Linked DNA regions of Mus musculus: region 1 is linked to region 2. Evidence: chromatin loops called from intact Hi-C (ENCODE). Cell type or tissue: left cerebral cortex. All regions are shown on one strand.

Region 1 (2,500 bases), 840 kb before region 2:
GCGCAGATGGTTCAGGACTGTACAAAAAGGAAAGAAGCGCTGCGTGAGAACATGCTGTTCTCTGTTAACACTTCTTGAGCGATCTGGAAAGCACCCGTGTGGGGAGAAACAAGAGGTTTCAGTCTAAATGTGAAACCCACGCAGAACAATTTATCCTGGGTGCATTTTCAGACCGTTCACCGTCTGAACCTCAGCGGTAGCGAGGACCCTGGTGCTCTCACGCGTTGTTGCCAGTTAGAATGCCAACTGCTCCGACGTTTATGAATCACCAAGGAGCACTTCGGAAATTTTAACAACCTAGGAGAGTAAACTCTTGCAAAGTATAAAGGGAACTAAGGCTCTAAGATGGTGTGGCTGAGTGAGTGAGTGGGAATGCCACACACAGAAGAACGCATGCTTCTCTGCGCTAACGAGCGTGTGTGGCACGGCACAGCAAATTGGCTTAAAAATGGGAGGATAATGAATAATAATTATGAAAACAACGTGGTTCGAAAATACACACTTATCCGAGGCAAGCGTATACATAAGTATCCCTGAGGGCCTCTGCTGTCGGCTGTTGGGAGGATGGGGAAAGCATCTCCCGAGAGTGTCATGTGTGAGCCCCTACTAAGGGGTCCTCAGAATGTGGCAGCGGCTGGGTGTTGACATGATGCCGGACTAAGTAACTTAAGACCATATGTAAGCAAGATGGCAGCATTGCAGAAATTCACAGACAAAAAAGATGGGAAAGGAGAGGCATCTGGCTCTAACTAATGAAGCAGGGATAGTTTCTGCCACGTGCTTCTAATGTAATATCAAACTTCTTACACAAAGTCAAGAGACACTGCTCCCTGGCAACACCTGTCTCCAACCGTCCCTGGCAACTGAAAGGGGACCCACATCCGGACTATGTGTGACTTGTGGCATCTGGCAATTCTGTGAAGTGCCTTTGTCCCACAAACCTCGATGGTGGAGAAAATTCCAGGGAACGAAGGCGATGTGTCTTCAGTTTTCTGAGTGTGAACGCTCACCTTAGATGGATGACTTGTGCCTCAAATAAGCAATTAATCACCCTTAAATTTCTCAACATCCTGAACTGCTGGCTTTAGCTCACTCTCCAGAGAAGCAGTCTCAGCAAAGCAGCCATACAAAAAAAGAGCCTTGCCAGGTGTGGTGGCTGGATATGCTTGGCCCAGGGAGGGGCACTACTAGGAGGTGTAGCCTTGTTCGCGAGTGGGTGTGGCCTTGTTGCTGGGAACATTGACATGCTTCCTGCCATGATGACAATGGACTGGACTTCTGAACGTGTAAGCTAGCCCCCGTTAAATGTTTGCCTTGGTCATGGTCTCTCTTTATAGCAATAAAACCCAAACTAGGACACCAGGTGTGCACACACAGGAGGTGCTCGGTTAGCACTAAATAACTGCAGGAGAAGCACAAGAACACCTGAGCACCGACCCTGTGCCGAGTCCTGCCTTGCACTGGCTAGTCATACCCATTCCGCCCACAAGAGGGCAGTGCTACTCCACAGCAGGCAGGATAGGGCGCCACTCCCATCTGGCATGGGAGCTCCTGCTGGCCTTTTCTAGAATATAAGTCCCTTGATCCACAGTAAAGTCTCTAAAGAAAGACACTGGTGGATTCACCTTGCTTTCTTAATGGAGTCACAGACACTTCCCAGCAGAGGGGAAGCTAGACCAGTCTCTGACAAGCATGGAGCAGTCTGCTTGGCATGCCCAGGGAGGAAACCATAAGCTTAGGTGGAAACTCGCAGGGGGGTTGCTGACAGCATTGTCTGCCACATGGGTGTACATAGGAGTCAGGGCAGTCAAGTGGGGGAGTTTTGAGGGCACAGACCAAGGTTCAGGTCTTGCTCGGCCCCTGAGAAATCTCGGTCCCTTTTATCTGTGTGTTCTTGACTTAAGAAATGGGAATAAACAAAACATTTACATGAAGTCATACGTATGCCTGGCACACGGGACTGCTATTGTGGTTGTTGCAAATATTTTCCACACCATCATTTCAGCACAGAAATATCAAGGGATACTCTTGTCTCCTGCAGACACATGAACCTGCGATCCTGAAAACTACTCCTTCCTCTACAGTGGCGAGTTAGAACAGAAAAGATAACAGGGGAATCCAAGGGGCAGGGATTTTCAGCTTAACAGATTCTTTCCCTGTAGGGACACGTGGTTCGGAGAAAGAAATGAGGCAGTATTTAGTGATTCTTCTTGGGGAGGCCTGGACAAACCCTTCTCTCAGAATCTTGAAACCAAAGCTGCCAGGCTAGCTGGCTCCTGCAGCCGAGGGTCTTGTCTGGCAGGCTGTAGTTTGGCTCCTGGATTCTGGTGGACTTGTCTCCACAGGCAAAGGTAGTTTGTTTCATTCTGCATGAGGCTGAGAACTTTTTTTCCCACTCTCTTCTGAGCTTGTATAATATAATTGATGGGAAAATGCAAGGAGTTAGGATGGTTTGCACGGTGGGGAGCGAGCTGAGGGAAGGAGTAGCAATGGTTTCTAT
Region 2 (2,500 bases):
CAGCTGCTCCTTGTTACACACCTCTGGCTGTTCTCTGTTGCCCAGCTTCTCTCAGCCTGACATAGAGCCCCCCGAACTTACCACCCTAACTGAATTCCCTGGACAAGATAATAGCGAGAGAACACGGTTTTGTCCACACCGTAGTCCTGCCACGCTGGGCTCCTTCTGTCTGACTCTTGGGCAGTGGGAGAGACAACAGCCAGAGCTCACCAGCTGGAGGGGTGAGTGGAGGGAAGGTGGGACGCCTTTCATCTACAGGACATGAAATGAATCTGCTTCCGTTCAGCACCACAGCTCTTGTGGAGAAGTACTGGCTATTGGCTCCTCTTTACAGGGGAGTAAACAGAGGCTGTGACACACACACACACACACACACACACACACACACACACACACACACACACACACACGGTCCTGTTAAGGGAAGAGCCTCCTCTCCATCCTGTCATCCAGGGTTGACAGTTTTGTTCTGTCGCCTGTTCTCACAGCACCCGCCCCTTGTCACCAGGAAGGAATCCCTCCATGTACTGAGTCAAATCCCACAATTCCTCAGGGTTGTCTGTCCTACTCATGTACTTGGCCAGAATTTGCTGGAAACCAGGGAACATTCCAGGGGTGCATTCCAGGGTGGGCCTGGGTCAGGTCTCATTACCCTGGTGAGGAAGCCCTGCAAGGACACTCAGCTACCTATGACAAGGTACCTCGCCTCCTTCCCATTCTGTGGTCCAGGAGGTTCACGGCTGCCACAGCCACCGACAGTTTCTCTGGTGCCCTCGAGTCCTTGAGTTTACACTGGGTTCTAGCCATGAGATTCGGCAGCATTCTGAAGACCGGAAGGGCCTCAAAAGGACCTCTGGAGTCAAGCATTCAGCCTCCACTTTGATTCAGATTCAGCTCAGTGGCTGTCCCATTGCCACACCTCTGAAGAGAAGGGACAGTTGGAATTTAGCAAGAAGAACCTCAATTCATAGTCAAAAGGACGCTGTGTTTTGGGCCAGCTCTGCCATACTCTGTTTGGCTTTGATTTTGTATTAAGGTTCTCCAAGGTCTTCTCTTCTCAACTGTGAGACGGAACAGCAATTTTTAGCCCATCTACCCTCAGGCACTTATGTCAGCTGGGTAAGACCCTTAGAAATCAACTTTGTAAAGACACCTATGACAATGTAAGCTATAAGGGGATGTGGCAGGCACAGGATGGCCTGGAAGGGGAGGTAGAGGCCTAGGTGTCTGTCTCTTCCTAGTCCAGAAGCCCCTTTGCGTGGCCTGAAATGAGCAGAATGCCTACTTGACAGCATAAGTAGGACTCTGTCTCCACCTAGTGGCTAGTGCTTGAAGGTGCGTATACTGCTCAGGCATCTGGAAAGTGACGGGTATAACTGTCTTGGTTGAGTGAGGATGGGTAAGCAGAGACTATGATTCACATGATACCAGGGGAGAAACACAACCTGATTATGGGAGGTCAAAAGGATCTTTCCGGGAGTCCTCCTGAGCCACTGCATCTTCACTCTTTACTTTTTCTCCCGTTGCACGCTTGGCGATTTAGATCCCAGTCTTCCCAACCCTCAAACGCTAATTCATATTTAACCCTCACCTCACCCGGAGGGATCAGCAGACCCAGATGGACTTCAAATCCTTAAAGCTTCTTTACCAAGGAAGGCCCAAACAGGCCATTGGAACTGAACACCACCTCCAGGCTGGTTTTAAGAAATGACAGGAGACTGTGTATGGGGACAGTGGGGCAACCTATGTCCCTGTGTTCCAGAAGCTTCAGAAAAATTAGAAATGAAATGCTGTGGCTGCTGCCCTGACACAGGACTGTCCCTCCAGGGCAATGTAAAAGCCTAACACTGTACACTCCTCCTCCCCTTGCCCATCTCTAGCTGGATTGGCCTCTGTTCTCGAGACTGTGGCTCTTCCTCACTCGGATACCTGAGTCCCCACCCATGGGCCATTGAGTGTCTTTCCCCTTGTCCCTTGGTACCTCTGGCCACCTCGGACAGTTGCATTAGAATGGGTTAGAAGATATCTCTCACCATATTTCTAGCTATGACTCTGGTTAGCTCTACATAGCCTCAGAGAAAATCCCTGGCTCCATACCACCTGTTAGTTCTCCTCCCACCCACTTCTTTTAAAGCAGCATTTGGTTTTTTAACTGATATCTATTGGGGTGGAGGTGGAAGGTCTTCAGGATAAAGTAAGCTTCTAGTGACCCCAGGTGGACAGAAGAAGGAAATGCACACGTGGTGTCAGGCAGATGAGAAGTCACAGTGACAGAGGGAGGGCACAGGGACCTCCCGTGTCTGACCTGAGAGACACCGACCCAGCTCCCAGAAATCTCTTAACGACTAACCTCCGCTCTCTGCCCCACCAGAGCTTGATCTTCCCGTTAATTCTCCACAGAGCAGCTGAGATCAGGCTAGGCCGTCTAAATTAGATTTCTCTGATCTCAAAGAAAATTAAAAAAAAAAAAAAAAAAAAAACAAGAATCACATGGACAACA

Evidence for each region. Hi-C counts contacts between places; a loop is a spot of excess contacts. Peaks named below come from ENCODE experiments on the same cell type or tissue, not always from the same donor. Only the 100,000 strongest peaks of a DNase experiment are listed, where the experiment ranks them.
Region 1: a loop joins it to region 2, with 7 times the contacts of the local background. A loop is called at or near these places in 10 of 42 quality-filtered maps.

The regions. Positions count from the first base shown.
Region 1 is chr9:49,488,086-49,490,585 of GRCm38, reverse strand. No RefSeq gene overlaps it. Among named protein-coding and RNA genes, the nearest start is that of Ttc12, 3.1 kb to the right of the region's middle. In left cerebral cortex, a CTCF peak has its summit at 1,483 (motif pointing right); DNase peaks (open chromatin) are centred at 129 and 1,487.
Region 2 is chr9:48,645,208-48,647,707 of GRCm38, reverse strand. No RefSeq gene overlaps it. Among named protein-coding and RNA genes, the nearest start is that of Gm32280, 24 kb to the left of the region's middle. In left cerebral cortex, CTCF peaks have their summits at 1,322 (motif pointing left) and 2,222 (motif pointing left); DNase peaks (open chromatin) are centred at 1,307 and 2,206; H3K27ac peaks cover 525 bases.